Linked DNA regions of Homo sapiens: regions 1, 2, 3, 4 and 6 are each linked to region 5. A link is a contact called in ENCODE Hi-C or POLR2A ChIA-PET data. All regions are on one chromosome and are shown on one strand. The core of a region is the stretch at or near the end of the contact, and the rest is flanking DNA. Distances in the headings are between cores, read along the strand shown. Region 1 holds the start of MIR3142HG (MIR3142 host gene). Region 2 overlaps ADAM19 (ADAM metallopeptidase domain 19). Region 3 has its middle 21 kb from the start of ADAM19. Region 4 has its middle 230 kb from the start of LINC02227. Region 5 holds the start of RNF145 (ring finger protein 145). Region 6 holds the start of THG1L (tRNA-histidine guanylyltransferase 1 like).

Region 1 (2,700 bases), core at 121-2,620, 1.3 Mb after region 5:
TCTAAGAATAGTATCTGCTTTTTAGGGTTCTTAGGAGTATTAAATAAGAACATGTTTTTATGAACAGTGTCTGGTGTATAACAATTGCTCAATAAATATTTGCTTTTAAAAACGTTATCTATAGTAGACGTTCAAACAAACCTTTTGGGAGCTCAGCAAGATAAGCAACAAAAACCTTCAGGGGAGGTCAGGAAAGTGACTACATCTGCCTGGAAGCAAAATCCTTTGAGCTGGTCTTTTTCGGTCCATGAGCACGTGACCAAGGAAAGGAAGCTATATTTTCTCGACTGGGAATTTGAATTTGCAGTTGCACATTCCAAAGGCCTTGTACGTTCTTTCCAGTTTGGGAAAAGGAGCAGCTAAGGGCACCCATGGAAACACTTACTAATTGTGTGACCTTAGGCAAGTCCCCCTAACCTCACCAAAGATAAAATTCCCTTATGAGTAAAAGGGGATCACAAAATGGAGATAATAATTCGGGCTACCTGCTATGGATGATTGCTGTGGGATTAGGGAAGATGATGCACGTGATACATTTAGCAGAGTGCCTGGTGCCTAGTAGGTGCCCATTAAAATTTAGCTATGACTGTTCTCTTTAGCTGACACACAAGACTGCCTTGAATGTTCACATTTCCAGAGAAAGGTGCTCAGGAAGATTTCTCAGTGTTCCGCCTGCCAGGTCAGTTTACAGTTCAAAGAATCCCTTTGTTCAAAGGGTGAGCAAATCCAGGCCTCGTGTATCTGCAGCAATGAAACAAGGGAGCTTTCTGCCTGATCTTCTCCCCAAAGGCAGTCTCTCTTTTTAAATGCCTGCACACATGTTATTTATTTATTTTTGGTTAACGTTTAAATTGAGGTTTTGGCTGAAACTCAGCCTGCGCGCACTTGAAAAGCCAACAGGCTCATTGGGCAGCCGATAAAGCTCTCGGGATTTCCCCGCGGGGCTGCGGAGAGTACAGACAGGAAGCCTGGGGACCCAGCGCCTGACCAGAACTTCCTCGGGGGAGGCTGCAGGGGAGCAGGCGCATCCTGCACAGAACGCTCTAGAGCGCGCAGGCCAAAGCACCAGGCTGCTCCTGACACGTGCTGCAAGAGGGTCCCCGACCCGGGGGTCCAGACCCTGCACGCATGATGGGGAAGGTGGAGGCTTCCCCCTCAGCTCCGCGGAGAGAAGCTGACACTGCCAGGCTGGAACCTTCCATTCCGGCCCAGCCTCTTCCTCCCTCGCTGTGCCGAGGAGGGATCTAGAAGGGACTTTCCAGAGAGGGTTAGCGTGCAGGGTGTGGAAATGGAATAAAAGCATATGCAAATAGGCCTTAGCTGCCTTCCTCTACCCCAGCAAATAAGAGTCTCTCCAGAAAGATGCTCTTTCTCCAAGACGCTTGACCGCTCTTCCTTTCCTGGATGGCACCAGCAGGGCCGATTGGAGTGGTAAACCCTGGGCCGGAAGGCATGCCAAAGGGTGGACAGGATGGACAGGAGACAGTAGCACAACGAGGAGGGGGAGAACAGCGGCTGAATTGGAAATGATAAAATAAAATGAAATTTTAGGAGCTCGCTGTGAGTATGAGCTGGGAAAAAATAATCATTGCAAGCTGATTTATTATGTACTTATCTTCTGTTTGAGAGGCAGCAGGCTTTTGTACAGTGGATTATTGCAGAGTAAATGGCACATTAAAGATATAATCAAGATGTTTAAGGCATATTGAAATGACATTAGAATCAAGTAGGTGAGACTTTTGTCATGGTCTAGAAATATAAAAATGTCAGTGACTTGGAGATATTTCCAGTGCTTTAGTAAAGATGTGGCTCCATTTTCAAAAGGGACATATTTTTAACCTTTTGTTATTTTCAGGGTGGGGGGGGATAGAGTGGGGTCAGGAAGTGGTTTAGAATCTCTATGGATGATAAAATAATATGCTTTAAACCTGGAGTTGTAGACTGTGGTCTCTATTTAGCAAGTCATAAACTTTCTTGCAGTGACAATAGCATGAAAATATTGGACAGTAAATATGGTGCTCTTAGGAGGTTTCAGGGTTGGAAGACTATGGCTATTACTTTTTGTTTATTGTGTTCCTATTCTCAATTTCAATCTTGTCTTTGGATAGTAAGAATTTTTTTTAAATTTTCTATTTTTTTAAAAAGAATCTTTTACATACTGAACCTGACTTGTATACTAATTGGCAAACAGTGTCACTTTTCTTTCTTGATGCCTCAATGGGTTTAATTATTGTATTACGGTATTTTCTTGTCATTTGAGACCTTCACATTCAGTGTCCTTTCTTTCTTTTTTTTCTTTTTCTTTTTGAGATGGAGTCTTGCTCCCGGCCTGTCGCCCGGGCTGGAGGGCAGTGGTAAGATCTCGGCTCACTGCAACCTCCGCCTCCTGGGTCCAAGCAATTCTTGTGCCTCAGCCTCGAGAGTAGCTGGGATTACAGATGCGCGCCACAATGCCTGGCTAATTTTTGTATTTTTAGTAGAGACAGGGTTTCGCCACGTTGGCCAGGCTGGTCTTGAACTCCTGACCTCAGGTGATCCGCCCGCTTCGGCCTCCCAAAGTGCAGTGTCCTTTATTTTATTTGTGTGCCCTGGTTCTGCTTTGATTTTGCCCCAAACCCTTCTGAGTGTAGCGCTTTACTGACACTTTATCCCCGTTATTAACAATGGGTTTTTGGACAGAACTGGCTTCTCTTTATTTGT
Region 2 (2,764 bases), core at 41-2,540, 1.7 Mb before region 5:
CACTGTGAGCTCCCCAAAAACAGGGACCTTGTGTCTTTGAAGTCTTCTCCCCGGCCCCCAGCACCTAGCAAGCAGGCAGTACATGTGCATTCTGTGAATGAGTGAATAAACTCGCAAACGAATGAATGAACCTTTTATCTCGTGTAGGAATCTGCCAAATGGCTATTCACCACTGGACACCTCCAGGGAGAGGCTACTCCTGAGACTACCCACTCCATTTCTGACCACATACAGTAGTTTAATGTTTTACTCCGGATTAAAAACTACACCTCTGTCACTGGCACCCACAGGCCTTCATTCTGGCCTCTGAATCTACATAAAACAATCCGCTTTCATTTTCCACCTAATCACCCTTTCTGAAGCAGCAATATCAGCATCATCTAGAAACTAGTTAAAAATGCAAATTGCCAGGCTCCACCCAGACTCATGAATCAGACAGAAACTCTAGGGTTAGGGCCAGCCATCTGTTTGAACAACTCTGCAGCTCCCCCAAGCTAGGTCCACATACGCCCATGTGTCCAGGTGCTGCTCTCAGAACCAAAGGACGCTGCTGTCCCACAGAGAGGAGGGCACATGGTCACTGAGCAGCCCGGCCCAGCCCAGCTGCCCCATTCTCTGACCACATCTTGTTCTCATCTCCTCCCTGACGAGGGGCTGGCTCAGCAGACCGGCAGGAAGCCGTCTCTCACCATTGGATTGCATTAGGATTTTCAGGAAACGACTTGTGAGTGATGTGCATCCAGGAAGAGAAAGGACTGTGCAAGATTTCCCATTCCGCCCACTCCTTTTTTCTAGCTTTAAAAGAAAAGCAATTTCTGTTCTACCCTGCTGCCCCCTGCTCTGTCTGCTCTGTGCTCAGGAGCCCACGGACAGGCAGAAATCAGTAGGACACTCTGCCATGTCTCGGCACCATCATAATAATAGCCAGCACTAGAGTTGAGCAAAATCTGGGTCATTTAGATTCCAAAGTCCCTGAGCAAAACCTGCATCTTCAGACTCCCACCTAGGAAAATAAGCTACCCCCAAATACCGGACATAAAACATTAGGTCACTCTCTAGGGAAGAAGAACTGGAACCTGTACAAGCAGCCAGGCCCTGAAAGTACACTGCAGCCTGAAAACAGCTCAGACCCGTCTTTCCTAAGGCTCAGAAGCTTCAAACTCAGGACAATTCCTTTAAGTTCTATTTATCGTCAGACAAATTTCAAATGCCTCTCTAGGCTAAACCACCCTCTAGAGAGGAAGGAGCAGTGACACTAAAATGAATTTGCAAAACATCTTCTGGGAGCTCAAACCTTCTTCCTCCTGCTTCAGATAAGCAAACCAGTGAAGATAAAGTGATAACAATTTCCCATTTACCTTGAAAAACACCCTCTGCAGACGAGCTCAGCATAGGCGAGCATCACTCTGCTCATCTCAGTAGCAAGTTTTGCTGACACCTCCTTTCTCTGGGCCTTTCTCTATCTAATTCTTCCAAGAGTCTCCAGGCATTTATACCCTGATGATGCCTTGGGAGGTCCACTTTTCTGGTCTCTCTTATTTCACCTGGAGGGTCTTCATCCTGCCTATGTTAGTAATAATGTTCTCACCATGCGACTTAGCCCAACAACTGCACAACACCTGGAAAGACTGTTCAAAAATACACAATCCCCTCCCTTTTCTAGGGAAGGATTAAGAAATCTGTATTTTTAATAGTTTTTTTTTTTTCAGGTGATTTATGTTTTCGGGTTCTGGGAATTATTCTACTCCATTTGAGCAATTTTAACATTTTTAATTCTTTTTTTTATTTCTAGCCTCCTAATCACCTTCCAAAAGTCTAAAGATGGTGCTAACCCAGCATAGAGGGAAAGTCGGAATGCTTTGGTTTAAGCAGCAGCTGCACTAGGCAACTGCCCTTCCAAAGCCTGGAAATGAAGCAAAAGATGACTATGGTTCCTCTCAATGTCACACAAGCGTACAGCCAGGGCTGGGTGCAATGGCTCACGCCTCTAATCCCAGGACTTTGGGAGGCCGAGGCAGGTGGATCACACGAGGCCAGGAGTTCCAGACCAGCCTGGACAACAGGGCGAAAGCCCGTCTCTACAAAAAAAAATAGCCAGGTGTGGTGGCGCGCACCTGTAATCCCAGCTACTCAGGAGGCTGAGGCAGGAGAATCGCTTGAACTCGGGAGGCGGAAGCTGCAGTAAGCTGACATTGCACCACTGCACTCCAGCCTGAGTGACAGAGCCAGATTCTGTCTCAAAACATTAAATTAAAAAACACTAAGGGAGCACAGCCAAGCCTTAGACTCTCAGAGGCCTGTCTACGGTTCTCTGGACTTTATGGGAAGAGTGTGGCTTTGAAAGATGTACTATTTACAATTAATTAGGACAGCCCTTGTTCCACTCTGTAAAATCAGATGTTAACTTGTAAAAACTTAATAAGATACAACAGAAATGCAAATATTTCCATCTAGTAGAAAAGATAACCCCAAAGGTTATGATTTTACAGCCCCTAGGATATTAACTAGTTTTGTGTCTAATTTAGCAATCTTATCTCAGCATTCCTTTTTTCACTATTAAATACACACACACCGCCACACAAATACGTCTTAGTTTCCCTTATCCAATTTTAAACCAGTTTTATCATCTTGCTGGTTAGCCCATTAATTAGATAAATAAAACTTCGAGAAGTGCTCACTATGTATTTGTATAAAAATTGTTTTCACGTGAGCCACATAAACCCCCTCCATTTTCTAGACTGCAAAATGAACAGACTAATAATCA
Region 3 (2,700 bases), core at 152-2,651, 1.6 Mb before region 5:
CATTTTATAGCTAGGGCTACTAAGGTCCAGAAAGAGGAAATTGACTTCCTCAAGGTCATGGACAAATCCTGAAAAGGGAACCAGATTAAAAGTCTGAAGTGGTGAGTCTGCAAGGCTGTGAATACTAAGGCTGCCAGCAAGTTTATGTATCTGATATACCCCTGCATACCAATATGAAAATTCCTGTTTTTCACTTAGCTCAGTCAACTTTGGGTTGATCTGGTTGAAGCAGGAGAAGGATGTGGATAAAACGGGAAGAGTGGGGGTGTGATCTTTAAACAGATCAAGAAACTTGTATAAACAGACCCATTTAGAATAAGGATTGTGAAAGGAAAAAATCTTATATATGAACTCCACCCCTATGTTTGTTACAAAGGACAGATCTCCACCTAAACCCCTAAATAAACTGCAGAGGCAAAAGCATTCAGGAAAAACCCAGCAATATACTACCCAATTGAAAATGGCAATCAGCTCAACATCCCTAATCATCAGAGAAATGCAAATCAAAACTACGATGAGATACCACACTCTAGTCAGAATGGCTATTATTAAAAAGTCAGAAAACAACAGATGCTGGCAAGGCTGTGGAGAAAACGGAATGCTTATACATTGCTGGTGGGAATGTAAATTAGCTCAGCCACCGTGGAAAGCAGTTTGGAGATTTCTCAAAGGACTTAAATAGAACTACCATCAACCCAGCAATTCCATTACTGGGTATATATCCAAAAGAAAATAAATCATTCTACCAAAAAGACACATACACTCACATGTTCATTGCGGTGCTATTCACAATAGCAAAGACATGGAATCAACTAACCTAGGTGCCCACCAGTGGTAAATTGGATAAAGATAATGTGGTCCATATACACCATGAAATACTATGCAGCTATAAAAAAGAATGAAATAATGTTCTTTGCAGCAACATGGATGCAGCTGGAGGCCATTATCCTAAGCAAATTAACACAGGAACAGAAAACCAAATACTGCATGTTCTCATAAATAAGTGGGAGCTAAACATTGAGTGCATATGGACATAAATATGGAAACAATAGACAACGGGGACTACTAGAGGGGGAAGCGGTGGGGCAAGGGTTGAAAAAAAAGCTATTGGATACCATGCTTACTACCCGGGTAATGGGATCATTCACATCCCAAACCTCAGCATCATGCAATATACCCATGTAACAAACCTGCACATGTACCCCTGAATCTAAAATGAAAGTTGAAATTATTGTTTAAAATGGCAATCAATAAAGCACTTAATTTCAGCTGGCTCCACTTAGCCAGAGAACAGCTCGAAGACCTGTAGGTCTCGACTGCCTAGTTTTAGGTTAATGGCTGCACACACTCAGAAAGTCGAGTTCCTGCAGCTGGTTGAGTGGTAAGTTGAAGTGAGAATTAGGCAAATAAGTCAGCCCTTGCTCACATCTGCTCTTGTGGTCTGAGTGGGTGGATCTTCCTCTCCTCCCCAACCACTGCTCAGGAATAGTCAAGAACACAACGCCTGGGTGTAGAACTGCATCATTAAACCCACTGTGCTTGGCTCAGTGATGGGTATATGGCCCTAAGCTGGACCAATGGGCATCTTCCCCAAGACTCTTGACAGCTCTATCAAAAATTTGCTTTCTTCTCGTCTGAGATGGTAAGCAATATAAGTTTGGAGCTATGAGTTGTCTTCTTGCTGCCATGTCAGGAAAGAACCTGTCTAAAAAATGAAGTCAAACAGTGGTAAGAGGTATGGAGAAAGAGAGAGACAAGGTCCTAGTATTATTATTTGAACCTGTGGATTTAGCCATGCCTGAAGTCAGCCGCCTCAACTTTTCAACTACATGAGCCAATAATTTTCTTTTTTGCTCAAGCTAGTCTGAGTTAGAGGTCTGTCACTTGTGACTGAAAATATCTCAATCATGCAAAGGCCTCCTCCATTCTAGGCACTGTGCTAGCTGCTGGGATTATAAGAGTGGACAAAGACACATGTCATTCCTATCTTCACGGTACTTAGCATCTAGTGGGAAAGATGACAGTAAGCAAGTGAGCAAATACACATATACATAAAATATAATAATTACACATTGATATTTGTAAACAATTGATGCTAAAAGAGAGAATGAGAAAGGAGGACTACTTTAGACAGCATGGTGGGGTAAGGCTCTCTTGAGTTGTTTTTTGAGCTGAGAGTTTGTGGTTGGTATGAAGAACAGAGGGAAGAAAGTTTCAGGTGGCAGAGACAGCCACCATTCTCAGGCTTGAAAGGCCTCTATTCATTCCAGGACCTGAAAGAAGGCCTTCATTCATTCACCCATTCAACAAACATCTGTTAGACGGTGTCAAGTGCTAAGTACAAGGAGATAAAAGCAGCCCCTGGAGAGTTGATAAGAGACATTGAAAGCTATACAAATGTTTGAACCATGTTATTCAGCAATTCCACTTCTAGAAATTCAGTCAAAAGAAAATAACAGGAATTTCTGCAAAAACATAGCTATCAGGATGTTCATTGAAGCGTTATTTATTTTTTTAACTCTAATTGAAGTGCCACAAACATACTAAAAGAGTGCACATAGACCGGGTACGGTGGCTCACGCCTGTAATCCCAGCATTTTGGGAGGCCGAGGCAGGCGGATCACCTGAGGTCAGGAGTTAGAGACCAGCCTGGCCAACATGCCGAAACCCCATCTGTACTAAAAATACAAAAATTAGCCG
Region 4 (2,753 bases), core at 159-2,658, 1.0 Mb before region 5:
TCGCTCTCTTCACATGCTTCCTTCTTGGGTCTGTAGGATGAGGGACTTGGGGAATCTCGCATGGGCAATACAAGAATTTCTGTCTTCATTTGATGTTACCAGGAGCAACTGGAGATCTTGGGAAAAAGCAAATAGGTCAGGAGATATGAAGTTAGGGTCTAGTCTTGGTATTGCCACAAAGGAGCTGAGGGATCATAGGCAAGACACAAGCTCTCTGGACCTCAGTTTTCCTCATCTGTAAAATGAAGGGCTTGAGAGGACTACACAATGGCCCTGGGCCTTCTTTCAGAAGTGTGGCCTTGGGATGTTTTTGGTATGTTGAGATATATAGTGCTGATAGATGTTCCCTGCTCCTGAGAGGCAGGGTCTATGTTGTGCACATGCCCTACTCCAGCAAGGGCAAGCATGGGACCATCCCGCTGCCCCTCCATACTCCCATGCCTGTAGCAGACATTGACAGTCATTCACAGCACTCTTTTCTGCCCCATATGGATTTGATCTTAGAATCCTTCTCACTCTCTTTGGCAAGGGGTCTGAGCAGCCACCACCAACTGATCAGAGTTTGCAAGAGAAAAGAAAACCATCTGCCATCTGTTATGGGCTGAATTGTGTTCTTCCAGAAGTTGATGTTGAAGTCATAAACCCCCACTATCTCAGAATGCGGGCATATTTGGAGATAGGGTCTTTACAGAAGGAAAGACGAAACCGTGATAGAAAAAGGAAAGAGAAAGAAAGATTGCCACTTAACTCCAGATGGAGCCTAAGCCATCCTCTAGACTGCTTTGGGAAATTCTATTTTGTTTTGCTTTGGAAAAAATCACCTGAAGGCTGGGCGCGGTGGCTCACGCCTGTAATCCCAGCACTTTGGGAGGCTGAGGCGGGCGGATCACAAGGTCAGGAGATCGAGACCATCCTGGCTAACACGGTGAAACCCCATCTGTACTAAAAAAATACAAAAAACTTAGCCATGTGTGTGGCGGGTGCCTGTAGTCCCAGCTACTTGGGAGGCTGAGGCAGGAGAATGGCGTGAACCTGGGAGGCGGAGCTTGTGGTGAGCCGAGATGGTGCCACTGCACTCCAGCCTGGGCGACAAAGCGAGACTCCGTCTCAAAAAAAAAAAAAAAAAAAAAAAAAAGTCACCTTAAGTCCCAAGCATCAGACGCAGACTGTTGGCTCACCTAGAACGTTCTAGCTTTTTCTAGGAACTAAGGCCACAGATGGAAACAAAATCAGGCACTGGAGAAATAGGGGTGATTGGAAGACACTTAAATCTTCAACAAGGCTAAAGGGTTAAATCACATTTTTTCAGACCTGTTGGGGTTTGACTGGCTGAGACTTAAAAAGAGAAGCTGGGAACCAGGGAGCCTGCAGCTGGGAAAGTTTTTCTTCTCGCCTCTCAGCTAAGGGTCTGGCATTTCACCTGCTAGATGGCGCTGTCCTCTAAGGAAAGGCACCAGCTCAGCTTGAATGGGGGCTCAGTCAAGGAAACAGGGAACAACTAAAGTTGAAAAGAATTGATGGGCGGGAGTAGAGGGGATGGAGGCAGCCCTTTCCCCAGCAGCAACATCTCCTTCTGTGGTAGTGGCTCTTGTTCTCTTTATAGCTTTTATTTTGCAGTGTGGGAGTTTTGTATACTTCATCTGAAAAGTTACAGGGCCTTTGCTCTGAAGGAAAGTGAATAAGAAAATGAGCATGTGTGTGTGTGTGCGCACGTGTGTGTTTTGTGTATTATTGTCAGGAGGCAGGGATGGTCATGGAGGTCCCACCCCAAGGCTGCAACCTACAAATGACACGTCTCAGCCCTGGTCTTTGGCCTTGACTTACACCAGATCAGTGGGAAAAAGAAACAGTAAGTCCTTTCTCTATCCTGCCTGTAGAACCAGATGCCTGGGACTCTTGGTGGCTTTGCTCTGAAACCTTCTAGCTCAGCTCCATTTAGGGGCAAACTGCATGTAGGCACTGAGACCTCCGTTTCCGTGCAATTTTATTGTTAGACTGACAGGCTGGCTCCTGGTCTGCATGTGAAATCAGGGACACAGCCTGCAACTACTCCCACTCTATCAGCAGCCAGAAAGAAGGAAAACAAAGATAAGGGGAGGGGTGATGGGGGGATGGAAACCAGGAGGGGACCCATGAGGGAGGGGAGGGAGGAGCAGAGAGAGGAGACAAGGGACAAAGAACAGAGGTGAAAGATGAAGGGTGTGGGGAAGGGAGAGTGGGGCAAGGATGACCAGGTGTCCAGAAAGGAAGAAAAGGGCAATGGGGAGAGGCCACTGGGAAGCAGAGAGGCCGGCAGGCTGGCAGAAGTGGGAAGAAGACACAAGTGAAGGGAGGGGAGGGAGGCTTCCTTAAGCAAACAGGAAGACAGGAGGAAGGGAAGTCTAGTAATTAGGGAAAAGCTGACCAAAACCCAGAAAGGAGGAGAAGACTACTACAGTAAGGAAGCTGCAGAAAAGCCAGGCAGGAGATAGAGACAAGGAAGCTTTGAGGCAGGAGGCTCTGGAAACAAGGGAGGCAGAGAGCAGAGCTGAGCTAAGAAAGGAAAAAATCCAGGAGAGGGAACCAGGAAAACAACACAAATGAGAGTGAAGGAACAGGGAAAGAGCCATTAAAAGAATGCTTACCTTATAGTCGTAAAAACTGGAATGTGTGTGTTTTGGCCTGCGGCCATTGTCCAGGAAACACAGTGTGGCTTTTAAGCAAGTTGTGGAGTGGCGGCATCCACATGTTAGTAGCTCGCCCTGGTCTGCTGC
Region 5 (2,700 bases), core at 52-2,551:
ATTACGTTCAGCAAAAACTCTTCCAGGAAAGAGGCTCGAGAGCTCCCCTCCTATCTCGCCAAGGGTGCTGACTCTGTCGCGCCACGCCACGTACCAAAAGGCTCGCGAAGAAAAACGCGGGCGAAGTTCAGCATCCCCGAACAGAAAGGGAACTCATTCCAGAAAGGGGGTTCACGGGTCTGAGGGTCCTTGGGTGGGGAAAGCAGTATTGGAGGGAGAAGACAGAAGGGATGGCAAGACAGAGGAAACCACGGGGACAAAAAGGAAGGGATGAGGAGCCCTCTTACTATAAAAGGGACTGACGGACGGGATGCAGAGCAATGGGCCCCCCTCGAAAAATGGACTGGCAGGCCCTTCCGCACCCCCAAACAACCTCGCACCACCTGAAAGCGGGGAGCTTGAGTTTGGGGCTGCGTAGATCAAAGCAGGGTAAGACGAAGGGAAAGAGGGAGGGGAGCTTGGAAGCAAAGTGAACAAAGAGGCAAAAGAGGCAAAGTTGGAAATGGAAACGAGAAAGGGAGCTGGAAAGGGGCCGCTCTGGAAGGGTCTTGAAAAAGGCCTAGAAATGGGATGCTGGGGAGGCAAAGGGGGACAGCCCCGAGGAAGGGCATCTCAGGAATGTAAGGGAGCGCTCCAGGCCCTGGGAAGAGGAAGGGATGGGAGGGCGGGGAGGCAGCCGAGGCCCGGGAGCTGGAACAGAGGGGGCTTTGCGCGGGGCCCAGGAGGGGAGAGCAGGGTCGGAGGGAGGCGACCACCGCGGGAAGAGCTAGAGGATGGGAGGGAGGGGTGCTGCGGCTGAAGAGGGGATGTGGACTCCTCCAATGCTAGGGAGAAGAGGGAGGTGAAGCGAGATAAAAGGAAAGGGGCGAACAGGGAGAAGAGGAAGGAGCCTGCGACGCGATGGGGGAGGGGAGGGAGGCCGTGGGAAGCGGCCGGGGGGCGCGGGGATGGGAAGGGGCCGGGCGGGCGGCGTGGTCACCTCAGGCTGCGGACTCCCTCCCTGGGGAGCGGCGCTGCCGGCGGGCGGGCTCCGCAACTCCCCGGCTCTCTCGCCCGCCCTCCCGTTCTCCTCGGGCGGCGGCGGGGGCCGGTACGGCACGGCTCACAGCGGCGGCTCTTCTGCGCCGAGCCTCGGATGTTGCTTCTGGGGAGGCGGAGGCAGCGGCAGCGGCAGCGGCCCGGCCCGTACGGTCACCATCGTCCGCGGCAGCAGGCGCTCGCGGGCCGAGCCCCTTAGCAGCCGGCGCCGGCGTCGGCGGCCATGGCCTCCTGCGTTTGCTCCTCCCGCCCCCGGCGCTCTGCGGCGGCCGCGGCCCGACTTCCGCACTCTGCGCCTGCGCGCGGCCCAGCCAGCGCGGCGCGCCCCTCCCGCGCGCGCCCGCGCTCACTCACAATCGCGCCCGCGGAGTGCTTTCCGCACCGCCTCCGGTGCGTGGGCGGGAGACATAAGCCTAGCCAAGCCCATACAGCCCGGCTCGGGTGGCTATGGAGAGGCGTACTGCAGAGACACCTGGACGCGCACTGTGACAGGCGCCATTCTGACACACGTGCTCTCTCACTCCCAAACACCACGGGCCGCAAGCGCTCACACCCACACTCACCTGCAGGGACCACGTGGGAGAATTTGAAGGGCTGATCCTGTCCCGGTGCATTCGCAGTAGCAATGATGCGAGAATTCGTTTTAACCTCGTCACTGACTGGACTAGACTGTAAACTCCTTGGCGTCTGGGATGGCTCAGCCGTGCCCAGCACCAAGTGCAGGCACTCAAACCCCTGTGGAGTAAGTGACTGGATGAATGAATGCATTGGAACTGTTCACTGAGTATCTGTAACAATTTTGATCCCATGGTTTGGTACAAAGAATTTTATTGCAGTATGAAATTAAATGGTGTTTGTGTGTTTGTCTTGTCTTGGTCTAAGGTTCAAAACAGGCTAATGTATGTTTTCCCCTCCCCAACGTAGAGGAGTTCCACTTTGTCTCTGTGCCAGTCTCTATCACAGAATGCGCAATCCTACCCTAATTTAAATGTCCACACCTTTTAGGGCAGGAACTGTTGCCCAGAATACATAGCCTGAAGCATATTGTGTGTTTACACAACGATAGTCTTCTGGGCTTGGCAAGACTTCTCATTCCCCATTTGTCTGCCACTCTGCCTCACCACGACCTTCTGCAACCCCCACTTCTATCTCCCCTGCCTTCCACCATCACCAAAACCCCTCCACTGTTTCTTGCTTTCTCTTTCGTTAGTTCCTGGGGAGCCAGTTGCTATGAGCACCTAGCCTGGCCTTAGATGTTGAAAGGGCCAGTGTACACAGAAGATACACACCCAGTGATGGGTAAGATGTTGCAACTATACTGGGTCATGCTGAAATTGTGAAGCCTCAACTTCTTCATGTGCAAGAGAAATTAATGTACTGTAATCTCGATGTCTGTGTTGAGGACCCTCCTTGTAAATTCAAGTCTCTGGCCTCTGCCCTTTGAATGGTAAACCCCCAATTCTGAACACTCTTGTATCCTGCTGAAATTGTGAAAGCAAGCTCTGTATTTAGAAAATGCAATCCCTGGAGGTATCAGTCAACCAAACTCTGAGTAACTTGCCTTCCATTAGTTTGATAGCTCTGTAGGAATCAAGTGTTTAAAATGTGTGGGAATTGTGTACATAACTCACTATAACCACCTTTCATCCAGGTGCCTCAGAC
Region 6 (2,776 bases), core at 214-2,713, 1.5 Mb before region 5:
GAAAAGATGCAGGATGTCATAATTTATGTCTTGGTCCTGCCACATATGTGACCTTATGTAAATTATTTTTTTCTCTTTGAGTCTCAGATTTCCCCTTTGTAAAGGTGAAATCCCAGTTCCTCTTTTGCATCCCTCTGATGTTACTCTGAGCATCAAAGGAGTGATGACTACCATTTGTGGTACTATTATGAGGATATACACACATACTGATATAGATCCCTGTATGGATACACAAAAAACTGGTAACAGTAACTGCCTAAAGTATGTTGTTAGGAGTCAGTGAGAGACTTTTTGCTACATATAAAAGGATTTATATTGTTTGAATATTTTTCTTTTTCTTTAGAGACAGATTCTTGCTCTGTCACCAAGGCTGGAGTGCAGTGGCTAATGATGGGTCACTGCAGTCTCGAACTCCTGGCCTCAAGTATCTTCCCACCTCATCCTCCCATAGCTAGGACTACGGGCATGGGCTACTAAGCCTGGATAATTTTTTTTCTTTTTTGTAGGAACAGGGGTCTTGCTACGTTGCCAAGGCTGGTATGAATCTCCTGAACTCAAGCAATCCTCCTGCCTCTGCCTCCCAAAGTGCTGGGATTACAGGCGTCAGCCACCGTGCCTGGCCTGAATATCTTTCTTGAGGATGGAAAAAAAAAAAAAGTAAGTAAGTAGGTAATGAATTTGAAAGAGCTTTGTAAATCACAAAGTATGACACAAATATTAGGATTTTATTTTTACTATTATCCACCAGCAACAAGATATCAAACACTGGTTCTGTGATTATTTAATGGTGAAAAAGTTGAATAAATCAATTTAGTATACCCATATGTTGGAATATTGAGTCCATTTTTCTTTTAAAAATCACACTTTGGAATAATTGATGATACTGGCAAATGCTCAAGCTGAGTGGAAAAATATATAAACATTGTATAGGCGAATAATTCCAATCTTGTGCATTCCCTGTGTAAACCTACATACACAAAAAGAAAAAAGACTGAAAGGAACCATCCACAATGCTTTGATGGGAAAGACGGAGAAACAAAGTGTTAATTTTCTTAACTATAGTTTTGGTGTATTCCAGATTTTCTACAAGTTAATAAATGCCACTAAGAAAAGGGGAAACATCACAGCTACACCTTCAAACACCAGAAAAAGAATTTTTTTTTTTTTTTTTTTTTTTAGGTTGGGGTATGATTTTGATCTGGGCACTAACGGGGACACTGATTGCTTTTGCCAGTAAGTCAAGACCAGCAGATAAAAAATAATTTTTAAAAACCTCGTGAGACTGATTTGCCGCAGGACGGGAGGAGGAAGAAGCAAGCGTGGAAGGTGCTAACGGAGGAACCTAAACCTCCATCCTCTTTGCCTGGGAGGTTAAGAACTACAGGGAGAGGCGAGAGAGACTATGACTGCCCTACGGCTAGAGTAGCCGCGAAGAGAACACTTCCGGGGCGGGGCTATCTGGCCCTTTCCTTTCCGCGTGTAGAATGTGGGGCGCCTGTAAAGTTAAGGTTCACGATTCCTTGGCCACCATTTCCATCACTCTGAGACGGTACCTGAGATTGGGGGCGACCATGGCAAAAAGCAAGTTCGAGTACGTGAGGGACTTCGAGGCTGACGACACCTGCCTGGCACACTGCTGGGTGGTAGTGCGGCTGGACGGCCGGAATTTCCATCGGTGAGCGAGCTCGACTCGGGGCGTCGCGATGCGCCAGCGCTTCCGGGGAATCCAGCTTCTTCCCTTGCAAGTCCTCCCGCCCGCTCCAGTCACGGTTACCAGGGTAACGCGGTAGCCAATGAGTGCGCAGCATGGAGCATTGCCCCGCCCTGCGTGTTGGCTAGGACAGTGCCTGAACGCTGGCTGTTAGCGTAATTGAATGGGCGATGTGCTCCCGTGATGAGGATCTGGCTTGGAGTGCCCGTGTTAAGTGAACAGAGACTTGTTAGCAAGGACCTGTTGTTAAAAGTCACTCTCATGCACAATATTTAAGCTCTTAAGCCAATTGCCTAGCTATTCTGTTAGATATCTTTGAATGCTGACTGTTCAGAAGTCTGTGTAAGCCTTGCTTGTGGGCAATACTTAACGTCTGTGCTTCATTATCAGTAACAGGCCACATGGACTAGATTCAACAGAGAGTCAGAAAAAAAGAGAAGGCTGGGCGCGGGAGGCAGGAGGATCACTTAAGGCCAGGAGTTGGAGACCAAGTTTTTGTTTTTGTTTTGTTTTTTCTGTGGTTGTTGTTTGTGAAACTCCGCCACTACAAAAAAAAAAAAAAAAAAAAAAAAAAAAAGAGAGAGAGAGAGAGAAAGAAGGAAGAGAGAAAGAAAGAAAAAGAAAAAATTTAATTTGCCCGGCGCAGTGGTGCACACATGTAGTTCCAGCTACTGGGAAGGCTGAGGTGGAAGGATCGCTTGAGCCTGGGAGGTCAAGGCTGCAGTGAGCGGTGATTGGACACTGCACTCCAGCTTGGGTGACAGAGCAAGACCCTGTCTCAGAAAAAGAGGGAGGGGGAGAAAGAAATATAACAGAAAGATGGGAATTTAATCTTTGAAGAGGGCTGCATTGTTAATGATTATTATAACTAACATTTATTGAGCACTTACTAGGAGCTAGGTATGATTACTTTTATCTTCTCCCTAATCTTCAGGACAACCCAATGAGGTAAATATTCTTTTATTCCCATTTCACAGAAAGGAGAGTTGAGGCTTAGCATTTCTGTCTGGCTTTCTCAATTTCAGGGCAGGAAAAAAACTAAGTTCTTAAGAAAATGGATCAGGT

Evidence for each region. A loop is a pair of places that touch in the nucleus more often than their neighbours do. ChIA-PET counts read pairs that join two places held with the same protein, here RNA polymerase II (POLR2A). Pooled maps may share reads with other maps.
Region 1: a loop to region 5 is called in a map of OCI-LY7, with 8 times the contacts of the local background. The contact joins the promoter of MIR3142HG here to the promoter of RNF145 in region 5. A Hi-C loop is called at or near these places in 2 of 168 maps with a recorded cell type or tissue (GM12878 and OCI-LY7), 3 of 37 single-sample maps with no recorded cell type and 13 of 50 pooled maps. POLR2A ChIA-PET finds 5 or more read pairs at or near these places in 1 of 52 experiments (BJ).
Region 2: a loop to region 5 is called in a pooled map, with 4 times the contacts of the local background. The contact joins the enhancer-like site here to the promoter of RNF145 in region 5. A Hi-C loop is called at or near these places in 5 of 50 pooled maps. POLR2A ChIA-PET finds 5 or more read pairs at or near these places in 2 of 52 experiments (activated B cell and activated T-cell).
Region 3: a loop to region 5 is called in a map of OCI-LY7, with 4 times the contacts of the local background. The contact joins the enhancer-like site here to the promoter of RNF145 in region 5. A Hi-C loop is called at or near these places in 1 of 168 maps with a recorded cell type or tissue (OCI-LY7), 2 of 37 single-sample maps with no recorded cell type and 8 of 50 pooled maps.
Region 4: a map of mucosa of descending colon shows a loop between it and region 5 (5-fold over the local background). The contact joins the enhancer-like site here to the promoter of RNF145 in region 5. A Hi-C loop is called at or near these places in 1 of 168 maps with a recorded cell type or tissue (mucosa of descending colon).
Region 6: a loop to region 5 is called in a map of B cell, with 6 times the contacts of the local background. The contact joins the promoter of THG1L here to the promoter of RNF145 in region 5. A Hi-C loop is called at or near these places in 2 of 168 maps with a recorded cell type or tissue (B cell and naive thymus-derived CD4-positive, alpha-beta T cell) and 9 of 50 pooled maps. POLR2A ChIA-PET finds 5 or more read pairs at or near these places in 2 of 52 experiments (H1 and OCI-LY7).

What each region holds. Positions count from the first base shown.
Region 1 is chr5:160,466,881-160,469,580 of GRCh38, forward strand. It overlaps MIR3142HG (MIR3142 host gene), which reads left to right and starts at 1,371. Exons shown (of 2, transcript NR_132748.1): 1 at 1,371-1,560. RefSeq lists enhancers at 315-951, 952-1,588, 1,056-1,285, 1,316-1,475.
Region 2 is chr5:157,540,566-157,543,329 of GRCh38, forward strand. All of the region lies in intron 3 of ADAM19 (ADAM metallopeptidase domain 19), which reads right to left. Among named protein-coding and RNA genes, the nearest start is that of ADAM19, 34 kb to the right of the region's middle. RefSeq lists enhancers at 212-331, 472-571, 982-1,041, 1,202-1,311. Within about 2 kb of position 1,291, at least 25 of the 41 ENCODE cell types and tissues checked have a DNase peak (open chromatin) inside an H3K27ac peak, as active enhancers do.
Region 3 is chr5:157,595,215-157,597,914 of GRCh38, forward strand. No RefSeq gene overlaps it. Among named protein-coding and RNA genes, the nearest start is that of ADAM19, 21 kb to the left of the region's middle. Within about 2 kb of position 1,402, at least 5 of the 41 ENCODE cell types and tissues checked have a DNase peak (open chromatin) inside an H3K27ac peak, as active enhancers do; they include OCI-LY7, where a contact is called at or near this core.
Region 4 is chr5:158,173,688-158,176,440 of GRCh38, forward strand. No RefSeq gene overlaps it. Among named protein-coding and RNA genes, the nearest start is that of LINC02227, 230 kb to the right of the region's middle. Within about 2 kb of position 1,409, at least 6 of the 41 ENCODE cell types and tissues checked have a DNase peak (open chromatin) inside an H3K27ac peak, as active enhancers do.
Region 5 is chr5:159,208,252-159,210,951 of GRCh38, forward strand. RNF145 (ring finger protein 145) reads right to left here and starts at 1,302. Exons shown (of 11, transcript NM_001199383.2): 1 at 980-1,302. It overlaps LOC107986468 (a long non-coding RNA gene), which reads left to right. Exons shown (of 2, transcript XR_001742943.2): 1 at 1-429; 2 at 1,608-1,901. RefSeq lists enhancers at 1-68, 1-87, 1,675-1,774 and silencers at 985-1,174, 1,215-1,504.
Region 6 is chr5:157,729,957-157,732,732 of GRCh38, forward strand. THG1L (tRNA-histidine guanylyltransferase 1 like) reads left to right here and starts at 1,464. Exons shown (of 6, transcript NM_017872.5): 1 at 1,464-1,675. The coding sequence starts at 1,485. RefSeq lists enhancers at 1-64, 1,381-1,740.